Linked DNA regions of Homo sapiens: all the other regions are linked to region 3. The links are chromatin loops, found by intact Hi-C in ENCODE. Cell type or tissue: HCT116. All regions are shown on one strand.

The links. Hi-C counts contacts between places; a loop is a spot of excess contacts. Peaks named below come from ENCODE experiments on the same cell type or tissue, not always from the same donor. Only the 100,000 strongest peaks of a DNase experiment are listed, where the experiment ranks them.
Region 1: a loop joins it to region 3, with 7 times the contacts of the local background. A loop is called at or near these places in 16 of 110 quality-filtered maps.
Region 2: a loop joins it to region 3, with 11 times the contacts of the local background. A loop is called at or near these places in 93 of 110 quality-filtered maps.

The regions. Positions count from the first base shown.
Region 1 is chr13:44,186,801-44,194,800 of GRCh38, reverse strand. No RefSeq gene overlaps it. Among named protein-coding and RNA genes, the nearest start is that of MIR8079, 5.4 kb to the left of the region's middle. RefSeq lists an enhancer at 5,792-6,991. In HCT116, CTCF peaks have their summits at 2,662 and 3,222 (motif pointing left); DNase peaks (open chromatin) are centred at 2,830, 3,170 and 6,300; H3K4me3 peaks cover 380 bases.
Region 2 is chr13:44,044,504-44,052,503 of GRCh38, reverse strand. No RefSeq gene overlaps it. Among named protein-coding and RNA genes, the nearest start is that of NRAD1, 26 kb to the right of the region's middle. In HCT116, CTCF peaks have their summits at 1,859 (motif pointing left) and 4,002; a DNase peak (open chromatin) is centred at 1,843.
Region 3 is chr13:43,905,203-43,913,202 of GRCh38, reverse strand. No RefSeq gene overlaps it. Among named protein-coding and RNA genes, the nearest start is that of LACC1, 29 kb to the right of the region's middle. In HCT116, CTCF peaks have their summits at 4,614 (motif pointing left) and 7,579 (motif pointing left); DNase peaks (open chromatin) are centred at 4,203, 4,612 and 7,552.

The DNA of each region.
Region 1 (8,000 bases), 280 kb before region 3:
GGAAGTCGGTGTGGCGATTCCTCAGGGATGTAGAACTAGAAATACCATTTGACCCAGCCATCCCATTACTGGGTATATACCCAAAGGATTATAAATTATGCTGCTATAAGGACACATGCACACATATATTTATTGCGGCACTATTCACAATAGCAAAGACTTGGAACCAACCCAAATGTCCAACAACAATAGACTGGATTAAGAAAATGTGGCAGATATACACCATGGTATACTATGCAGCCATAAAAAATGATGAGTTCATGTCCTTTGTAGGGACATGGATGAAGCTGGAAACCATCATTCTCAGCAAACTATCACAAGGGCAAAAAACCAAACACCGCATGTTCTCAGTCATAGGTGGGAATTGAACAATGAGAACACATGGACACAGGAAGGGGAACATCACACACCAGGGATGGTTGTGGGGTGGGGGTAGGGGGGAGGGATAGCATTAGGAGATATACCTAATGCTAAATGATGAGTTAATGGGTGCAGCACACCAACATGGCACATGTATACATATGTAACAAACCTGCACGTTGTGCACATGTACCCTAAAACTTAAAGTATAATAATAACAAAATAAAAGAAAAAAGAAAAAAAAAAAAGAAAGCAGGGATCCTAAGACCAGATTTTTGTAACCGTGATTAATGAGTGAATGAAGAGAGAGTGAAGTAAGTGTCTGCAAAAGAGGCTGACAGAGGTCACTCAGGGTGAGAGGAGCAGAACCAAGAGGGTTCATGTCACATAAACCGAGGAAGGAGAAGTCTCCAGAATGAGATTGGTCAATTATGTCAAATGTAATGAGAGGTCAGAAATGGAAGAATGTTACCAAGGCTGCTTCTAGTGGCCTTCGGCGGTCTCCTTGGGAGTTTCCATGGTAACAGTGGTTGTTGTGCAGGGCCTGGCCCTCCAGTGTCTGCCACAGCTCAAGTGACATTTCTTCTTCCCCTGGTATCCCCACTTGCCCTCTGCACCCCCACCCCAGGACATGACCAGGTCCACAGTGCAGGCAGATCCCAGAGAGGTGGGAGGAAGAGGGTACCCCAGCTCTATCCATGGGCCACCTCACAGACCCAGCCACTCCCCCTGGAAGGCCCCAGCCACCTGAACCTTCTGGAAGGTTGGGGCCTCAGGCAGGAGAATCTCAGTGGCATGAAGGACAGCTGCCTGACATTCCCTATTCAGCTTAGGGGAGCAATGAGTTAAGACCAAAATAAAGCAAGGCAAAGGCTCCTTATGTTACTATGTAGCTGGCGTTGGTCTTCAAACTACCTGGCAATGCAGTTCTCCCAGGAGATGACTTTAAAGGACTCAGACCACAAATATTTAATGACAAATAGACTTGGTTGACAAGATAAAGTCCTACAAGAATGGGTCATTCACAAATGCACTGGTAAGTAGTGAGACCACATTAAATCCTTTCAATATCCACCTATTCCAGCACCTGTAATGAAACTCAGGGAGTTTACAGTTCCCAAAAACTGCATATTCGTGGGTTTGCCTTTGCTCGAATCTTATGTCAATACATAGGATATGGACTCCCTCTGCTTCATAGTGGAAACCCTGAAGACAGAAATTACATTTGAAAATATGGTAATACAGCGGAGAAGACAAACACAGTATGTTCCCTTTTTTTCTGGCTTCCTCTTCTTTGCTCCCCAAATTGCCTCCTATTTTCTAAAATTTAAACAGTGAATCGATTCTGAAGAACTACAGTAGATAGCAATGTAAACTAATATGTTAATGTTTAATTCACTTTTGGTTTACCAGGCATTGAAAACTTTGAACAAAATGGACTTAAATAAAGATAAAAGATGGATGCAAATCTTTATATAATTTTGGCAGGAAAAAAAGGCAAAAGCAAAGGATTAAGGAGGAATTAGTCCCATCAGGGACTGGGCTGTATTTTCACTGGTTCTCATCCTGCTAGATCTTCCTCACTTGCTAGTTGGTCACCAAATATGAATCTAGCATCTGCTAATTGCAAAGCAGAGTATTTGGCACGTGAGAGTTCAACAAAGAAGAATGATACTCTAAAAACCCCCTTCATCTTCACCTATCTCAGAGATCCTTTCCTGGCCCCCAGACTAGGTGAGGGCACCCATTGTGTGCTTGTGCAACACCCTGTGTGTTTTTGTGTCTATTTCACAACAGCTATCATGCTTGTGTTTACTTGATCAATGTCTGTCTCCCCACAAAATGTAAGCTCAAAGAAGACAATGAATCTTGATGAATCGATCCCACTTGTATCTGGAACATCTCATACACTGCCTGACACACAGAGTAGGTCTTCAATACACAATGCGTGAATGAATGAAATGAGCAAACAATGGAAAATAAACACCATTTCTAGGTTACTGAGATTATTAATTCATCCCTCTTCTGGAACAGCAATGGAAGTTAGGTCCTTCAAATATCAGCTCACTCCCCACTCCTCCTCTATATCCTTTCTTTCTTTCTTTCTTTCTTTCTTTCTTTCTTTCTTTCTTTCTTTCTTTCTTTCTTTCTTTCTTTCTCTCTCTCTCTCTCTCTCTCTCTTTCTTTCTTTCTTTCTCTTTCTTTCTTTCTCTTTCTCCTTCCTTCCTTCCTAACTTCCTTCTCCTATTACTTCCATGTGCCTCACTTGCCACCTCTCCCACCAGTCCCTCAAATATTAAAAGAACAACATCATCATCAACAACAAAATGCACTCTGTCTGCATCCTGGAGGAGGCGGTGGTGTCTTCCTGGACTGCACAAGCACAAGCCCACATCCTTGGCTGTGTTGCCTGGGGTTTTTATGTAATAGGAACATGTTGATTGGTATGTACTCAGTTTGGAAAGAGAAGCCATGCCTTGTTGTGGCTTTGAGTTCAGACCATTTTTCTTTCATCTTTGAAGATGACAAGCGCTATAAGCAAAGAAAGTCAAAATGAGCCTGAATGTTTCAAGCTCTAGGCAAGGCAGGAAGAATGCCGTGCGGTGATATTGTTTAGAGAGAGACTCGGTAATTGCTGTACTGGAGAGCCGACATTTGCAGAACTCAATTGTGTGGCGTCCGACTGAGTAAGTTAGCAAAATAAAGACAGATGGCAATGGATTAACTCCAACACGCCCACCAAACAATGGCAGCCAAAATGGAGAACTGTGGTGTGCTCTAAAACACGCTCCTTCTGGGAGAGTTCACCCGGTGCCTCAATTAGATGCCACCTAGTGACTGACCAAAACATTGCATATTGCACAACCCTGCATATTTCGGACACAGCTTAAGGAGACCGCACCATAGATTGTTTGGCTTCGTTTTCAAAAGACGGAGAGATGCCAGGTCATGGCTGACTTGAAAACTTATAGTTTGATGTTTAGTTCACTGAGAAATAATGGTTGAAATCTCTGTTCTTCCTTGTATGCTTAGAGGAAAATAGAAAAACAAAAAGGAAAGAAAACAAATCCTGCAAGACAGGCAACTGCCTTTGATTTAGAAATGCATGACCTAGAGTTAGAGAAAAGCTTGAGGACAGTTTGTACATTCTGGTCCTGGCTTTATACAACTGAAACTGAGGATGGCAAATAATTTCATTACATCTAACAGCTCCAGTTGATTGTGAAGGCTCTCTGGACCATGAGGAATTATGAGGTGAGCTCCAAGGCTTGGGTTGGGACCCTGTGGTTATTGATGGTTGTCTGCCATACTGCAGAAGAGGAGAGTGGTGGAACATGGGTCCTTGTTGAACAACCGTACATCCTTAAACAATTAGGAAATCTCCTAATTTGTTTAATCGTGAGTGTTTAGAGAAACAGTTCTCCATATTCCTGAGAGTCTGAGGGCAGAAGCTGAAATGGGCAAAGAACATATAGAAAAGGTGACACTTTTCCATCTAAAGGAGAGACGAAGAAATAATGAGCAATTTTGTTATGATCTACCAAACTAAGGTTTCATTATGTTTGCCCCTCATTGTGGAAGGCACTGTTTGATTGGCAATTTGCACCACTACCATATATAATTTAGTCCTGGAGTATGTGCCAAGAACTTTGTAATGAAACCCTGGTTATTCCTAACTATAGGATTTATTTTTCAAGTGAAGGTCTAGACAATTTCAGTAACTGGCCCAGAGTGTGAGGTTGAGAACGGAAGGAGCTTTAGTTCTCAGGCTCCTCAACCACTACCTACCATGGTGGGCTGACGCTGCATTTCTTGCTTTTCCCTAGCAGTCACCTAGTCAGTGCTCCTGGCTAAAAGAGAGATCCTTTTCTCTTTTGACCCTTAACATCCACTGGTGACCAGGAAACAGTGCCAGCTATGTCTACAGATCTCGGGGACATGCAGTGTGGAGGGTCAGGTAGTTGTGTGGTTAACTGGTCTAGGTCTGCCCAACGGAGTCCATGTGTCAGGGTAAGAACCTGGATCCCCATCTGCTATACTTTTGTTTTCTCAAGTAACTCCCTAGAGGCCCATGTCTTTTGAGCTCAGTTTATAAACAGGGCAGAAAGCTGCACACACAGGCATCAAACTGCTCAGCCTTTTCTAGTTTTAATTCAACTTAACACTCATTGATTAACTGAATGCTTACCACATGCAAAACACTGTGCTAGGAGTCAAGACCCAGGAGTCAGACAAGGGTTCTAGCTTCAGCCCTGCATGGGGCAAGTTATTTTGCTGTCAGAGATCTCTGCTTCCACTTCAGTTAAATGAGAATACAGAGCTCAAGTAAACCCTCCAAATTCCTTTCTTAATCTAAAGCTTTACGGCTTTATGAAAAGAACGCTTGAAAAATGAGGCTTGGTTTCAGATTTGATGTGTTAAAATATGATAACTTTATTATTTCTTCATTCAAAAATATTTTTGAGTGCCCACTAATGTGCAATGAACAAGACAAAGCCCTTGACCTCACAGAGCCTACAGTCTACTTGGGGGAGACAATGAACAGACTTAATAGTAAATGCAAAATAAAATGTACCAGATGTGCCGTGAAGACACAAGGCAGAATAAGGAGATAAAGGGAGAAGGACCAGAGAAAGCCGCTCTGACTGATGTGGGGGAGAGAGCTATGTGAGGTCTGGAGAGAGTTCTGGGCCGAGATAGGTGCAAACGTGAGGGCTGTGGGGGAAAGCAGGCTTGGCACGCTTGAGGAACAGCAAGGGGGCACTTAGATAAATAGTTTACTCATCGCCACATGCAACCCACCCATCTGAGGAGCCTAGAAGAGTACCTCCAAGGAGACTGTAGTTGGTGAATGCCCCCTCTGTGCCAGGCACTATCCTAGGCATTGGGGGCACAGAGATGGGAAGGAGACACTACATGTGTGGGAGAAGTTCACATTTTAACGAACAGTCAGGGATGCCAATATGATGAAAGAAGCATTGTGACTAAAATTATGGCTGAGGGCAATGGGAATTCAGCAGAGAAGGTTGAGTTCAACATTTTAGTTGGGTCTTGCAGGATAAGGGGAGAACTGGACAGGCTGGAGATGAGGGACTGGAGGTTGCAAGGGCAGGCCCACATGGAAGTGTAAAGCATAACTGGGAAATAATTAGTCAAAGTCCAGATTGGCAAAGCACAGGGCAACAAGACTTTATTGTCAACAAAACCAGAATGGCTTTTGTGTCTCATCTGTTTTGATGTGAGTGTCATGTTTGGACTTTTTTCTGTAGGCCAGAGGTCCACAATATTCATTCTTAAGGACTCTCTTTAAATATTTTTTTCCTATGGCTCACGTGTCTTCATAAATTTGTTTTTAATCCCCCCAAATATTGGAATTAGTAAGAAGTAACTATTTTGTTTCCCCATTCAAAAAAGCCATCCAACCTTCATGACTTCCAATCAGAGCCACAGATAACCATGAAATACAGCATGTTACCACATTGAGTTGATCAAATTAGTCCCATGCTCCAACCTGACTGCAAGGGAGGCTGGAATATATGGGGATACACAAGGAATATTTGTTAATCACTAACTACCTCTGCTACATGGCATAAATGTACAATTTTGCCCCTGGATTCTTGGAGTTCAGGGGAGTCTTCAGTTGAGAATCCTACTCTGGCATTAAGAAGCAGAGGAGTGACAGGATTGGTTTGTTTTCCAGAAAGATCACTCAGGTGGAAGGTCAGAGGATGGACTGTCTGGGTAGACTGGAAGCAGGAGGACAAGTTGGGAGGCTCTTACTGCTCCAAATAAGAAAGGAGGAAGGCCTGACTCAACACATTGGTAGTGGGATGGAGCAAGGAACAGGCTCAAAATATAGTTTGGGTTAAAATTCCTCCGTGTTGATGACCAGGTATGCCATGCATGGGAATGAAGTGTCAGAGTTGATTCTTGGGTTCTTAGGCTGGATGAGTCAAAGGCACTGTCACGACTACAGCATGAGTCAGCAAGAGAGGCAGGGCCAGGCAGGCAGGACCCTCTTTCCCAGGGTGCAGGAATAATGGTTGCCAGTTATTCTTTTTTCACTTCTTATCTCATAATTTGCTGTATTCCTTTCCCATCCCAGAAAACACAGGTCTGAGTCACAGCTGTGGGAATGCAAAAGCCAAGACACCCAGGTAAAGGCAGACCTGGATGGAAGTTTTGGATCCAACCCAGGCATCAAAAACAATCTTGGCTCTACCCATCTAGGCTTAGGTGCTCTGTTGAGTGTCTGGGTCAAAGGCACCTACAATGGCCACCGTGGCCATCCCCTGGTGCTCCTTCTTCTCTTCCATTCACTTTCCTTCATTAGGTTTCTTCTTTTGGACTCTTCCCACTTGTCCCTACTGACCTTTCCTATTTGCACCAAGCATTATAGCAACCCCCTCAATCACTCAGGGAATACTGAAATCAAATGTATTCATGTACTTATTCAGAAACCCAGCCTGTTCTATCTCCCGTTAGACAACCACCTCACCTGTGGAGAGACCATGCCTTCCCAACTGCTGCAAAATAGAACCTCTCCCACCCCTTTCAATAAAGGGCCTACACTCCTTAATAAGGTTAGCCCACTCTGGACATTAGAACCCTGAATGAAAAAATCAACTGCATTTCTCTGCTTGAAGCATCTTCTTCTTAGCAGAATGTGCATGATAGGGTTTCTTTGAACTTTATATAGGCAATTAAAAACAAACAAACTTGAGATGAATTGAAACCACACTTAGAGACAAACTCTGCCCAGTTTGCTAAAAGTCCATCCTGTTTACTCAATATGATGAACTATGAATAACACATAAACAACATAATGCTATAGCCACAGTGTGGGACCATTATAACGGATATCAAAAGAGAATGGGCTTGGGCATCATGGAAAACTTGGTGGTTGGGTTCTAACTCCACCACGTAGTGCATCTTATAGAGCGTCACTATCCTTATCTGCAAACGAGGGATCCTACAAGTCAAATGGCAGTGCTGTGCTCAGCTTAAGCCCATGATATGTAGAGCACCTAGTGCAGGCCTTACAGAGTAAGAAACACTCAACAGAAAGTAGCCAGTGCTGCAATTATTCGTCCAGTCCCTTCTTGATGATGTTATGGTGTAACCTGAAATGTTTCTGCCTTCCTTCTTGTCTAGCTCCCGTTTGCTTGTTATCATCCTGACTTTGTGTCCTTCACTGATCCTCATCCATGCCTCACACCCAACCTTGATGGGCTCATCACTTCCTAGTCTTAGTATTAATTGCAAAGGGTTTTCTGTATACTGTTTGCTCAAAACTTGAACCTAAAAGTAGTCTACATCAACTGCTTTTGTGCATACAGATTGAGCTCTTTATATTACTATTTGCTGCTCTATGAGACCAGGCAAATACTGGAAGAAAAACATGCTTCCAATTCTCCCAGAGCTGCCTGGAAGTATCTTGTGGTGGATGAAGCAGAGCCAGAGAAATGTGTTCAGCTTGAAATAAATGATTATACTACTCATCGATAAATTACTGTAAGGATCCAGCTTACCATGGATTATTCATGTTAGCTACAGAGAAGCTGGGGTTAAAAACTGGACTATTGTTGCCTTGCTGCAGATTTTCTATTCAACCATTCTTCACTCATTTATATGTGTAG
Region 2 (8,000 bases), 140 kb before region 3:
GCAGTTTACAGCCAGTAATTGGAAGCGTTGAAGTGTTTTTGCAAGACCAGTATCTCAGATTACAGATTTATGATTTGCTTGAAAATAATCATTTATTTTAGGCTTGAACTTTAAAAAGAAAAAAATAAAAGCTTAGAATGATTTTCTTCAAGTTTTCTATGACATTCTTTACATCAGGAAGAGATGAGGGAAGGCAAGATGGAGGTTTTAGAGAGAACGGGGTTCCAATGTTATTTTCCCCTTGGTTCATTTATGAGACTACATTTTCCTAGCTGCATACGCTATTTCCATTGTATGACTCACACAGACAATTTACTACATTTAAAATTGTGTCAAATTCTTTCTGAAAAGCTTGGGTCAAATACACATACTATGTATACAGTTGGAAATTCTTCCTCATAGATCCAGCTCATGGTATGGATGTTGTATTTGTGTCCTCGTAGCCATGGCAACTAGAAAAGGGTTAAGCCAGGGCCTCAGAAAACCCAGAGGCTGTGCAGTAAAATATCATATGTGTGTATATACTTCCTAAAATATACTACTCAAATATGGATTAAGAAATCTTAAAACCACTGTCTTAAAATTAATTTTTCATTCCTAGTATGCATGTTATTGCCTAAAAAGGATACTCTCAAAACAATCTCTTTCACCTCACTCCTTTTCTCTCTAAATTGTCATCTAATGACCATTTATCTCAAAAGACAGACTATGTAAATCCATGAGAAGTGCTTTGGTTTTTAGATATGGATGAGAGAAATACCAATGAGAATATGAATGAAGTTGTTTTCTGGCTGAAACAAACTGTCTTTTTTAGATCTCTCTTTTAAATCCATTTATATGAGAGTAATAAAACATTCTTCTCCATTTATTTAAGAACTTACTAAATAAACTTGGGCAACCCTGAACAATGCCAAGATGTTAAACATTCACCAGCTCTAAGAATTCAGACTCTTCTTTGTGTTGGCTGATGGCCCTCAGGTCCCTGACTACCCCTTTTAATTTTCTTACACACTTTACCCTGTGAGATAAATTTTAAGAGTTTATCCTCAAAATAACACTGGATAGGAGTACAGAATGCAATTCTGTTTTTTTTGTTTGTTTGTTTTCTGAGACAGAGGCTCACCCTGTCACCTAGGTTGGTGTGCAGTGGCGCGATCTCAGCTCACTGCAACCTCTGCCTCCCAGGTTCAAATGATTCTCCTGCCTCAGCCTCCCAGGTAGCCAGGATTACAGGCACTGGCCACCATGCCCAGCTAATTTTTGTATTTTTAGTGGAGATGAGGTTTCACCACATTGGCCAAGTTGGTCTTGAACTCCTGACCTCGTGATCCGCCTGCCTTGGCCTCCCAAAGTGCTGGGATTACAGGCGTGAGCCACTGTGTCTGGCAGGGAATGCAATTCTTATAAGGCCCAGAGCCATTGCAGCATTGGATAAAACACCATCTTTTATATCCATACATCTTTCTTATTTACATTTCCAGGTGCAAAAGGAGGATGGGTAAAAAAACTTTCACTAAGTGGTTCTCTGTCCCACTGCCCATTTCGTAAGGATATCAGAGAAAGTATTAATACATCCCCTGGTCTAAAATGCCTGGCTTAACTTTTAACCTTTGACACAGTATCAAAGTTTTCCACACCCTTTATTTATTTCAAGATATTTCTCTGTAGGAAATATATTTTATAATGAAATAATAAATAATAAATCATAAATGGCTTTATGATTTTATAATAAACATAAATTTATGGGAATATATTTAAATGTTCACTTCCAACCTTTGATACCATCTCATATTTAATATCTAAGAATCAAAAAAAATTTCAGGGTCAATATCCTGGCCCTTCTTCTGCCATCTGGTGGAGAAATAGAGAAGCAGTGAAATTGATGCATCAGGAGTTTCTTCAGAGTCCTTAAATGCATCAGTCAGCGAATGCTTGTGGGGTATTATTATTATTTATTATTATTATTCATCAAACAGTACTCATCAAGACACTTGGCATCATTAAACGTCATGCTCTGCAAAGTAGCCACATTCAGTCTCTGTCCCCAGAAGAACTATGAGGCATTACATGATTGAAAGCTCCCGGACGATTTAGTTATTTTCAAGCAATCAGTTCAACACACAGTGTAAGGAAAGGACTCCTTAAGACTATGAGGTTGGCATTTAGGTCATTTTAGCAGTAATTTGCTTTATAATGATATTCTGACCCCAAGATGCTATGCTTTTCTAAGCACTTCTAAAGAGAAAGAAAGAAGGGAAGGAGAAAGAGATGGATGCAACTCTCTAATGCCTTACAAATCCCCAAAATGACATTTTAGGTTCATTTTTAAGGCCATTTAAGAGTGTCAGAAAGACTCTTTATGAGCAAAAATAACATCTCCATGAGGTATCTGCACTTTAATCAAATTTATTATAGTTTACAGAGTATGGAGAGAAGAGATGTAATAACAAACATCCTAACTGCCACAGATTTGAGGCAAGTGACAGCCTCCTCAAATTAACTTCAACAAAATGATGTTCCAAGCCTGTTGAATTGCCCCATACATAGCCACATCTGAATTCCCATCTTCTTGCCAAAATCCATAGAAAAGGGGCAGCCATAAATCATGTAGGAAATACATTGATTGCTATTAAATATCCTGTATATTTCATGGAAATGTGGCTCTTTATGCTGATGGATTCTGGCTGAAGGCACTCAAGACCAAAGGACCATGCTGTTTTGTATTGAAAGTGGCTATTGGCTTGGTCCATTGCCACCTGCTCTTTGGTTTTAAAAGGGCATTGAAATCTAAGGAAGGCCCTTCACAGTGTTCCAGAATCACTACCCGTGACATAAATAGAGAAAAAAGCAGTGCTGATGTAACCAATGCTTTCTTAACTCGATGGGGCTCTCAAAGGGGTTATGGAGCATAGTGAACTCCCACCCTGACTTCCTGCTTCCTCCACTCAGCACCCTCTTGGCCCAAATAACCCTTTGGCTTAAAGAGGGGAGGAAGGCTCCATCTTGAACATTGCCCATTATAAATAATCAATGTGCATATTTTGGATATGCACTGGATATGTGATGCTTTTCTAAACAAGATGAGAATTTATGTACCCCCAAAATAGACACATAAATTACATCCTTTAAAAATACATCCTCTAAGGTTTTTGTTTTCTTTCTTTTTTTTTTCTGTAGCTGCTTCTTTATTTCAACTTCCCCACACACATCCTTGACTGCTGTGGCAATGTGAAAGAAAGGTCAATGCAATTTCACAATTGATTCCTACAAATTCTTTCCCTACCAGAGTGTCCACCAGGGAGATCATGTAACATCTGCCCGTAAGTGGTGGGTTTGGGGGCCATGGAAGAGTAACTGGTGATCACCTGGAGCCTGTATGGGTTTCTTAATATTAGGTTATGTCAGTCTAAACTCATTTCTTTCATTGAAATTGGTACTGTAGTATAAATGCAGTGTATCTAGATGATAGCAAAATTTCCTGAAAGATGAAGGAGAAAAAAATGAACTGAACCCAAATGTGCTGGATTTGGGATAGATAGATAGATACCAAAAGAGGGACATTTCCAGTAGAAAGCTAAACCATTCTGTTCTTTTTTCACATTTTAATTAATAACTTGAAAGAAATATAAAAGGCATGCCTTTAGAAATTTGCCCAATAAACATTCAACTGAGGATGCTCTTGATGACAGTCCATGTGCTGGGAGCACAGGCAACGCAGAAAGCCTGACCTTTGGGAGGCTACAGGCTCTTTAATTATGCCAATGCTAGAAAGCAGGAAGAACTAAAGATTGGACAACAGAATCACAAGCAAAAGCCAGGCAGGCATTTTTTAGGCTAAATTTCTCAGAGATGTATGTGGTATTCTAAATTCAAGATCAAAAAATGTAAGAATCCAGCAACAGAAGAAGAATCCTCTTCCAGAATAGGAAGCTATGGTGTTAGCAACTGTTTCATGAAAAAAAACTTAATGGTTTGAGATGACCGATAGAGGGTGACAATGTGACATAGCTCCCCAAAAGACCAGTGCAATCTTGGACTGCATAATATAGATATATGAAACCAGAGCAAATTGGCAACCACTCCTTTATATTTTGTGATGTTTCTAGTGATCTCAGAGTGTCGTATTCTCCAGTGGACACTGCACATTAGTCGGGTCACAGACAAACTAATGCCTTCCCAAAAGATCTACTAAGATGATGATGGACTAGACACTAGAAGCTACTCACCAGCAAATGTTTATTGAGTGCCTACTTTGTTTCAGTCACTAATTTTGGTGCTGGGGATAAATGATGGCTACAACAGACAAGGTCCCTGTTCACATGAGGATGACTACTTAATGGCTAAACAAAAGACAAATACAAAGTTGATAAGATAACTTTATATACTGATAAAACCTACTTTAAAAACCACCAAAAACCATGTCATGTGAAGCCAGTGGGAGACAGAATTGACTCAACATACAATAAAACTGCCTATAAATCTAGTTATCCCAAAGGAAATCAAGGCTACTCCAGAAGAAGATATATTGTCCAATCTACTTACCAAACCAGAAACTGCACAACCTTTTTGATCAGGAGTTGTTGGCCCACAGCTGGAAGGTTCAACCTCTGTGTGTCTTCAGTACTTTGTAGGTGCCACTAGTAGCTCTTCTCACTCAGCCTATGGAGGTGTCATGTCTGTCTCCCCAGCTAGACTGTGAACCTCAGGAGAACTCAAGCTGTGAAAACATATTGTGACTTTCCTCCTAGCGCTGTACATGATCCCAGCAGGCACTTAATAAATGTTCAACAGAAGGAATTAAAGTATCAAGTGAGTAATATGATGGGAAGACTTTTAAGATGCTTACCATCATGTGGTTTTATAAGTTGCACGTATTTCAGGGAGTGGGTTATAGAAAATCTTAATTGTTTACTTGAAAATTTCAACTGGACATCCCTCAAATATATAAAACCCAATAAATTAAAACGTGTATCTCTTTCCCAAAATAATTGTTTCTCTTCTTATATTCAACATCTTATAAGGTGGCATTGTTATTCACTGAAACAAAGGATCTGGGCATCATTTTGGTTGATTTTTTTCCCCTTCCACTCCATAGCCTCTCTCTCTCCAATTCCTGGGTGGTTTCCTTAACTTTGCCTAAACCATCCTCTCCGTCCCCTACAACCTTGGCTCAGGTTGCCGTCATTTTTACCTGGTTTCATAATCAGGAATCATTCAGTCCCAAGTGACTAAAAACTAACTCAAGCTTGCTCAAGCAAAAATAAACTTATTGGCATGTATAACTCTAAAGTCCATCGGTAAACTGGTTTCAGACACAGGGGGATGTAGGCTCTAGACTGTTAGAGGCTCAAGCAATATTAATACAGCTCTGTTTCCCCTTCTTCTTGTTCATTTTCCTGTAAGTATTGGCTTAATTGATCAGGTGTTCTCCATGTACCAGGAAAGATGGCCTCTGGAAGCCGCAAAGCTACATCCTTTTATGAAGAAGAAGAAGAAGGAGGAGAAGGAGGAGAAGGAGAAGAAGAAGGAGAAGGAGAAGGAGAAGGAGAAGGAGAAGGAGAAGGAGAAGGGGAAGGGGAAGGGGAAGGAGAAGGGGAAGGGGAAAGGGAAGGGGAAGGGGAGGAAGAGGAAGAGGAGGAAGAAGAAGAAGAAGAGGAAGAAGAAGAAGAAGAAATTCTATGTCTGGGCGTGCGTATGTGAATTTTCAGTAAAGAAGCTTGATGAATACTGCTTGGATTATGTGCCCACCTGAACCAGGGATGGGTACTGTAATGGGTTGAGTTTGGGTCATTTGTCCACCCTTGTGTGAGTGGGCCAGGCAATGAGAGACAGGTGACTCTCTTCCAAAGGAACAGATGCTAGACAAAAAAACAATAGCTATTCTGTACAGTCACGCTCTCTCACTAACTTCTAATTACTCCGTGTCTCCTACTTCCTCAGTACATGCTCTTCGTTGCCAAAAAAAAAAAAAAAAAAAAAAAAAAATCTTCCTAAATGGCAATTCTAATTCTCTGTCTTCCCTCCTGAAAACCCTTAAGTGGCTCCTACTGGCCTGTAAAATAAAGTCAAACTTCTTCATTCGATTCTCACTCCTGCCTACCTCTGATGTATTTCTCCCTAGACTGCTCTCCTGGCCAAAGCTCCAGCCATTCTCAACTACTTGCAATTTATCAAGCATACAAGATTATTTTGTGCCTTCAGTCTTTACTCACAGTGTCCCTCTTCCCTTCCTTTCACTAGTCCCACAATCCCATTAATTTCTTCCCAAGAGTTTGCCCAAGAAGCATCTCTACCTCACCTCCCATCCCCCACCCCCGAAAAAGCCTTTCCAGCTCTCCCTCGGGTAGGATTTTTCCACGTGTGCCCTGTACACACCTTTGTCTCTTTAGCTCATGCATTTGTTTACATGCCTATCCCCATCTAATAACCTGTCAGCTCCTAGAGGACAGTGATCAAGCTTCATTCATTCTTGTGTTTCTGGTAATTACCTGCAGATAATAGGCACCTAATAAACCCTTTTGAGAGAGAATGAAAGAGAGGAAGGGAGAAAAGAATAAAAGGGGGGAAAGACAGGAAGAGATTCCCCAAGGCTTGTCTTTTCTTCCCAGAAAATAAATACATTTTGAAAATAATATTCTGGGCAAAAGCTCTTGCCTTTGTTATCTAAATCAAGCAATGAGTAATAGTGAGAATTTCGGGTCCAGTCACTGTGAAAGGTAGGTGCAGGGAACATGGGAAGAGGGGACCAAAAGGTGACGTTTTATGGCATGGGTCAAGGCAGAGCACCTGCATATCCCACCTGTGTAGAGCGGGAGCCAGGTCACAGGTTGGTGAAGCGGCATCTGCAGCAACGTGCCATGGCCGCCCTGTTTCTGTCTTGCTTCTGACTGGGCAGTCATGTGGAGAAATGAAAATGAATGGAGAAATTAAAAAGGTGACCTAATTTTCTGCTGAAAGCATTTCCAGTCATAGGTCTGAGTGCATTTTAATTATACCTGGACACAGGGGCTCCGACTCAGACGTAACTGCAGTCCTGAGTGGACTGTCCCTGTGGCTGTAAAGAGTTGTCTGAGCCTGTGCTTCTCTCAAGAGCCTGGCATCACACTGATCATTAAGCAACTGCGCAGAGGAGCAGCTGGGCATTTCCATGGCAACCTGCACTGGGTTGCCTGCAGAGCTTGGTAGCAAGAGCATTTTATTATGGGTCATTAAGGGCAAAAGGCTTGATTTACATTATTTCCTGCAAAATCCTTTTATTTCAGGTGTTACATTCCATCTCCATCTATGCTGCTTTTCTAGAAAAATATCATGAGGGTTATTAGGTGGAGAAACCATAAGAGGCTTCAGGTAAACCAAGCCATGCAGTGATCTGTAGATGAGAAAAGTATTTTGCCAAAGGGATGTGTGGTCCAGAGGTATCTAGTGTTCTCCGAGGCCAGAGAATTCTTGCTGTGAAATGTGAAGTCATTCCTTTTATTGTCTGTTCCCTTTGCCTGAGTCATGCTTTTGAGTGGCATTCATGAGGATTCTTGGATTCTGTGTTCTGCTAAATAAATAACAACAAATCTGGCCTGACTGTTCCTTAGCCACATTAGCTGCTGTCCCAGGTGTCTTATATTCCAGAGTGACCAACATGCAGCAAAAGGTAGCTCCTATCAGCGCTTAAGCACATAAAACTCTAGAAAGCCATGAGCCTCTCTCTCTCCTCTTGTCTGTACTTGGGAGCAGGGAGATTAAGCATTCAACTCTAGCTAGTGTCTTTCTGGTAGCCCGGGCCCCTGGCCAGTACTGCACGGTGACCTGGAGCGGATGGACAGTGATTGCTTTTGAAGTGTAGTAGCATTAAGTCTATTTGGGGAAGGGACCCTGGAAGGTCATTGTCTCACAGCTCCATCTGCTATCTATGATTAAGGATATCAAATCTACAGAGGCCATACCACAAATGCCGTAGAATGTGCTCAAGCTTCCAAACCTGTGTAACCCGACGATAGTTAACTTAG
Region 3 (8,000 bases):
ACTTTCTCAATTCAGCTTCCAAAGCACTGCTCTATCCTGCTTGCCCTTCTCCCTCTCTGGCTGTTCCTCCTCAACCTTCCTTCCTTCCTGAACCCTCCCTGTCTTCCCTACCTCTAACTGTTGGAGTGCCCCAGGCTGAGTCCTCACACATCTCTTCACTAACCACGTTATTCTTCAGATGATCTCACTTACTCTATCCTTTAAATACCATCTATGTTCAGATGATTCCAATATGTCAGTATGTCCAGGCCTTTCCTGATTATCCTGTCTAAAATAGCACTCCCTCCTGTCATTTTCTATTCCCTTCCCTTACATTTTGTGACAGCACTTACTTTTTAGCAGTGACTTTATATTATATGTCTATTTGTTTATTTGCTTATTGTGTACCTCCCTGACTAGAATGTAATCCCATGAGGGCGGGGACTTGGTTTTATTCTCTGCTATATCCCAGCACAGAGAATAAGGTGATGGTGGTATGGTATATATTAGGTATTCAATAAGTATTTGTTAAGTGAATCATTAATGTCCAAATTTATTCTTTCAAATCATTGAGCACTCATTTATGTTATGTAACAGTGCAAAGCAAGCAATAGCTTTAGCTCTAAGAGTGGGATCACTGCAGGCTGCCTGGGTTATTTACCACACAGCACGCGGAGGTGAAGGGCACAATGGTGAGAGGGTGGAGAAGTGGCAGCAATTCTAATTTGTGCCCAAATAAGGGAATGGCAAATCCAGTCTAGTTTAAGACAGTTGAGGTTGGGATGGGGAAAACAATGGGATGGGTGGGCCTCAGCATAGGGGCACAGCTTCATAACTATCAGGTGAAGAATAGAGACAACAGGACTCCAAATACAAACAAGGCAATCCAGAGAAACTATCAGATGTTCTGAAGCAGAAGAAAATTTGCCTAGCCCACAGGCGACCCACAGGAACCCAGAGCCTGGTTCCTTGATTTCCGCATAGGCTCATGGCCACCTGCAGATGCTGGATGCTCAATCCAGAATCAGCTGTGGGGATAGGGCTGGGGCAGGTTCTCTGGGGAATGCAAAAATAAATATAATCTCTACCTTCAAAGAGGCTGCAGATTTATAGGAGATGCTAAGACACAGCTAATAGAAGTAAAAGCATTACGTAACATGTAATGTGCTCAGCAGAGCCGTGAAATCACAGCAAATTATATCTGTAAAGGAGGCTATTTATGGATTGTGTTTAAATATAGAACTAGTCTCTTGGGTGCAAGAAAAAGAACAATTTACTAGTTACATATCTCTTCATTTGCAAAATGTAGGGTTTAGAAAGAATTCTTTTTTATGTTTCCTTCCAGTGCTAAATTGCTATGATTCTTAATTCACATACATGTAAGCCTATATAGGTAAACTTGTATACATAGATAATAAAATCTCATTAATTTGGACTTTGATTATTTTGAACTTATGACCAACCATCAAAGTAAGGCTAGTTGAATTTTCATTTTATTTTATCAGTAATATTAGTAGCTTGTTCAAAAAGAGTGTAGACAAATTATAAAAGGAATGCTTACCAACTTTAAAGAACAAACTGTTTTCAAAGCATTTAGAACTCCTATTTGCAAACAAATAGCTGAAGTGGATGTCAGCCACTTGGACTGATGTTTTGATGCATTTCATACAGATCCCTGAACTAGGGCCGCTTGGAGAGAAGGGAGTTGACACACCAGGTCCCTGACCCTCATCTCACCTCAGAGCACCAGGAAGCCAGAGCTTGCCTTGACTGAGGACAAAACCAGAGGAAATCATTTGCAGAAGCACCGGGCCTGGCAGATTATGCCCTGAGCCTCCTGCTGTATTTCTTGCTTTGGCAGAACAAACTTTTTTAACAAAGAAGATGCAGTCTTCTTTAGGTTATTGTGTAAAATTCATCCATTGAAAATGTTTCTTGAATGTCTACTACATTTATCGAATGTGCAGGAGGCACTATTATATATCCTTATTACATTATAGATTTTCAGTACCAAGTGTTTATTTCATTTACAGCTCTTGAGGATATATTTTATCTTATTATTCACAGTTAATTGTAATAAAAGTTTCAATTGTATTACCTCAAAAGGCTACATGTGGACCTCACAGGCAAATGGGGATGTTACTAAAAGGAGAAACAAGGGTGATTATGTAATACTAAAATTTATCAAAAGCTTTTATGACTAAGGTCAGAAAAGCTGAAAATCAAAATGAGATGCAAATTGAAAAATGCCAGGAAGGGAATGAAAAAACAGAATCTGGAAACCACAGAAGTAAAAATTTTCATTATACCTTAGACAAATCATCACAAAGTTGATCCCAAATTGAAGATACATATAAGAAAGTAGTGGGAGGCCGAGGCGGGCGGATCACAAGGTCAGGAGATCGAGACCATCCTGGCTAACACGGTGAAACCCCGTCTCTACTAAAAAAAAATACAAAAAATTAGCCGGGCAAGGTGGCGGGTGCCTGTAGTCCCAGCTACTAGGGCGGCTGAGGCAGGAGAATGGCGTGAACCCCGAGGGGCGGAGCCTGCAGTGAGCCGAGATCGCGCCACTGCACTCCAACCTGGGCGACAGCGAGACTCCGTCTCAAAAAAAAAAAAAAAAAAGAAAGTAGTAATAGGAATTATACAACCCCCCTCAGATGAATTTAGTCACCCTCTGTGACTGAGCCAAAAGGCTAATCAAGAGAGGCCAAGGTCTTCAATCTCCCTTGAACGCACCAAAGTCATTCGAACCAGATGTTTTTCCTGATGCTGCTTTCTTCACCCACTGTCTGACTTTGCAGCTATTGTTCTATCTTCAGATCCTTGCTGCAGTTCTAGCTTCTTGGTGCAGCCCTTCCTAATTCCTCCTACCCAAAATGAGAGCCACTTTCTGGATGCCCCGGAAACCTTACAACATTGCAGTTTACCACTAAATGGTTCTCTAGTGAGTATGGAGTTCTTCTGGATTAGGCTACAAATACCTTACTTGCAGAATTCATACTGTAAACATTTTAGTGATTTATTAACTTGTAAGAAAAGTCTTACAAGACATAAAAATTTAGTCATATTAAGTAAATATTGAATGAATGGCATTTGTCAAAAATAAAAACTGTAGAAAAATAAAACCACTTTGGAAAATTTGGGATGTAAGGTTCATAATACCCATTGCACCTAACTCCTTATAAGACATAAAGGAGGCACTTTTGGCTGACAAATCGATTGATGAATGAATGGTAGTAAGAAAGTTTTCTTTACTGAGACCTTTCATTCTAACCTACATATTAATGTATGAAATTGATTAGTGCAAATAATCATACAGTCATCTCAAAGTAAACTCAAAACATTCACCACCACCACCACTACCACCACCACCCCCTAAAAGCTGCTCAGCCTCCTGTATCCTTTTATGCCTAGTTAAAGGCATCACTCCTCACTCAGTGACCTAAGCCAGGAACCTGGCAGTCACAAAGTACTTTCTCCTTATTCCCATATTTGATTCCTCACCAAATTCTGTTGACTGTCTCAGATCCATCCCTGCCTCTCCTTCAGCACAGATTTTACTTGGTTCAGGCCTTAACATCCCCACCCACCCAGACTCTAGGGTTATTTCCCAGCTGGTTGCACATATCTGGTCTCACCTCTCTCCAATCCATGCCACATCCAGCCAGAGAGGATCTAAAATGCAAATCTGTTCACATCATCCCCTTTCTGTATCTTGTAATGGTTCTAATGCCTAAAAGATAAAGTCCTAACTTCTTTGCATGTCCTTCAAGGGCCCTTTTAATCTGGTTTCAGCCTTTCTTTTTAAAATCAACTTTGGCCACTTGCCTATATGCATCATACCTTCTTCCCATCTAAAATTTCAGAGTCTAAAATTGTCAGACTTGAAGTGCCAATGCATTTTATCTCACTGTGTAGGACAATATTTGACCCTGTATCCATTTAAACTAGTTGACTTACCTCTATATCTAAACCAAGGACCAATTTATTTCTTGATCACCTCTGCAAAGCTGATACTTTGGTCACCACGATGGCTGGTAAATGCCCCTAATATAGCAATTATTTGATCGTATACGCATTTAACCTACTAGAACTTCTCTACTGTCAGAAGGGCAGGGAGGGACATAGCAGATGCTGGCATGTGAGGAAAGTATATAGTTTGGCATTTCATATATCAGCATCACCATAACAACCACTCAAATATTTGTTGAACATTGGTGAGTCAATGATGAAAGAGTTTAGAAGAAGGAATTTCAGGGAAATGGAACAGCAGGAGCAGAGGCAGCAGTGAACTTGCAGTAGGCTAAGAACAACCCAAGGTAGTTTTTTTTTTCCCTGACACTGCTAAATTGAAGGTTTTTATAAAGGAGCTAAAGATGAGGAAAGTAGCCAATCTGAATAAGCTGTGACTCAATAAGTAGAAGATGAAACCAAAACATACCTCAAAAACTTCTGCCTGGGAGACTGGAAGATTGGTGACACCTTGATGGAAAACAGTAAGACTGAATTGTACATTCAGACCAGTTCTCACCATCTGAATTTGAAAAAGAAAAAAAAAGTCTAAGAGGAAAAACTGAATAGTTACTACAAATTACCTACAAACGTCCTTGCCAGTATGAGGATTTATGCCACCTGGTGGCAGTTTATCTAATTTTGTTATTCAATTCTTTACAATAGTGCAAACTCTCAAAATTTGTACTTACAAACTTGAGCACTGTGTCAGGCATGAAGGAGCTATTAAATTTTTTTTGTAGAATAAATGGATGAGTGGAATGTGTAAATAAATTATTCAATGAAGCAAAGCTCTGTGATGAAAAAAGCTCTGATCCAAAGGTCAAGACAGTTGGCATCTAGTTTCACACTAACTGTCGAGTGATTCCCAGGAGGTCACAGACCTCTCTCCCAGCTCTACCATTCCTGACTTTATATTGGGGTTTTAGTTTATTTATCTAAAAAAAATGATATGTAAAAATTTCTTACAGTTATAGTATTTGAGTTTTTTATATATAAATTATATATATATAACAATATGTTATATATAGCACAAACTCAACAAAAACTCAAATATAACTGTAAGAAATTTTTACATATCTTTTTTGTTATATATGTATATTGGGATTTTTATTTGAAAAATTATTAGCTGAGTTCAAAAGTCCTTGAAGAGTCACAACATCAGAGGGTCTGTCAGGAGTGATATGTACACTTCTGGCAGTTGAATTTGAACTCACAGCTGGAGGAAACTTGCTGGTTCTAAGTTCTCTTCTGATTATGTCATCATTGTTTCTCTTTAGCCAGATGTTTCTAATGATAGCTTTCTAGATGACATTCCTCCTATTTTGTCCAGCCTCCGAATCCCCTCCTACACAGCACATTTGACCCCTTCCTATGAGTATCCAGGCCATACTCACAGGTGGGGTTTGAAGGGTGAGTACACACTGCTATGTGGATTTTTTTCTTTTTAGGCTAATATTATGTTTAATAAATGGGATTATGCTATTGTATGTATTTGTCTAATTTTCTCAGCTAAAGCAAAAGATCTATCCAAAAGGAGGCTTTTTAAAAAGTCGTATTCCTAATACAAGGTCTTTATGCAATAGACACTCAGTGTGTCCTTTTCAATACTGATCTTTATGATGAGAGTTAAAAAGCATTATCCAATTTAGGGACCAGGGAGGGGCTATATAAGATGATTCGGAAGTACTAGTAGTGCCAGCAAGTAGCAGCGTGCTAAAATCACACCCCACAATAGTGGGAGTACGTCAAAGGGACACAGGAACCCAACTGAAAAAGCACCAATGGCCAATTTAAGAAAAACAAATAAAATAATATTAGATTATAATCTAAAGTATATAATAAATATCCATGAGTTCATACTAACTTAAATAAATGATTGAATAATGGGAGAGAGTAGACAAATCTCAGGTATAGAAGAATTTGTAATAATTGATGTAGATACTCCACCGTCACAGTGTGAAACACAACCCTCCACTCTTTAAGTGTGGGCTCTGCACACACTGCTATAGAGTGTAGTATGGGAAGGCCAATGAAAGAGTAACCTTGTGATAGAAAAACCTGGCAAACACTGCCTCAGTCAGACTATCAACAAATGCTAAGTCAGGTTGGTAGCACATACCCTCCATGTGAGGTAATGAGAATAGCACGTTACCTCTGTGGTCTTCCTCCCCCAAATCCATATCTTCACCCTAATCATGAGAGAAACATCAGACAAATCCCAATTGAAGGACATTCTGTTAATACAAAATACCTGGCCAGTGCTCCTCAAAGCTGCCAAGGTCATGAAAAATAAAGTCTGAGAAACTGTGATAGCCAAGAAGAATCTAAGGAGATATGACAAATAAATTGTAATAAATTATCCTGGATGGGATCCTAGAACAGAAAAAGAACACTAGGTGAAAACAAAGGAAATCTGAATAAAGTATGGAATTTAGTTAATAATAATGTATCAATATTGGGTCATTAATCACAACAAATGTACCAAACTAATGTAAGATGTTTCTAATAAATGAAACTGAGTGTTGGGTGTATGGGAACTCTGCACTATCTGTGCAACTCTCTGTAAAAAGTTTATTTTAAAAAATGGGTCAAATCTCCCATCACACTCATCAGAAACTAGTGCCATGTTCGGAGATGCAAGGAAACGTCAAACTATTACTAAATATCTTTTGGAAAATTAGATAGCAGAAAACTAGATAGGATATTTTAAAAGCAAGAATCTTTCCTTTGAGGCAGGAGGAAGATAAAAGATGGCTTAAGAGCAGTTATATATTTTTTATTTGAAAAAAGTATAGTTCATTAAAGAAAATATAGGAAAAACTACACAAATGCAGAAAAAGGAAACAAAAGCTTTCATAATTTCACCATCTAACACAACTAAGTTAGTATTTTATTTTCAGTTTTTAAAATATGTTTATTTTTGTGATTTCTTCTCATAGTTGTAGTCCTACCTGATTACACAATTTAATTTCTTGGAAGGTTTTCCCTCTCTTCATTGAAGACAATCTTACGTAGAGCAAGTTAATTGGTGCCATTCTGCATTTCAGACAGAATTAATTTAAGTGAAAGAGAACCATATGACTTTGCAAGACTATGTGAATATCTAGAATCTGCTCTATTTGTCTAGGAGGTAGTGCAGAACTAAAGGGGTACATATGGTACTATACAGAAGCTTAAAGGTCTATCTCTTGATTTCACTGTGGAGAGGGTATGATATTTAAGAAACAAAATGGAGAAAGGGAAAAGTCTATCACCAGGCAAGTTCCTTAGAACTAAGAGATAGGTTACAGAAATAAGAGGTAGGATAATAGGTATTTACCAGTTCTCATGCTAAGAGTATTGTTGGCAGAAGAAAGAATATGATTGAGAGTAAATGGTAGGAAGTATATAATATTAACATTATTATAATCTCCATAATCATCTCTAGGGAGGAGCTTGCATTCAGACAATACTGTTTCTTAAGATTCACTACAATGGCTATTTTCCAGATAAAAAAAGTTTGACATCTTTAAATTCCGTTAGATTGAGGCAACTAGAAACAGTAAATATTCTTGAGTACATACTGCCACCCAGTGGATATATCTGTGTGATGCACAAAGCATTTGCGAACGAAGAGGACAAAGAGGTTTTGACTATGATGCTAGTGTTAAAGCTTTGCTTGCATTCAGTGAAGGCCATAGATCCTATGTAATCCCAAACTGAATTACACCACTCATTCAAAATTCTAGACTAGACTTTAATACACATTTTCAAAGTATTCTGATAAATATTACCAGAGGCTTTTGGCAATGGGAGAAAAATATTATGTGTGCTTACCAACACTATAGATACTAACTTCTTATTAATATTAATAAAACTAATGTCAGTGAATTTCCAATAAGATGAATCAGAGATACTCAACTTCTAGTAAGGAAGGAAGAGGGATGTCATAGCAGAGACTAGACAGTGGAAAAATTTGGCAAACACTGCCTCAGTCATATGATCAACAATACTAAGTCATA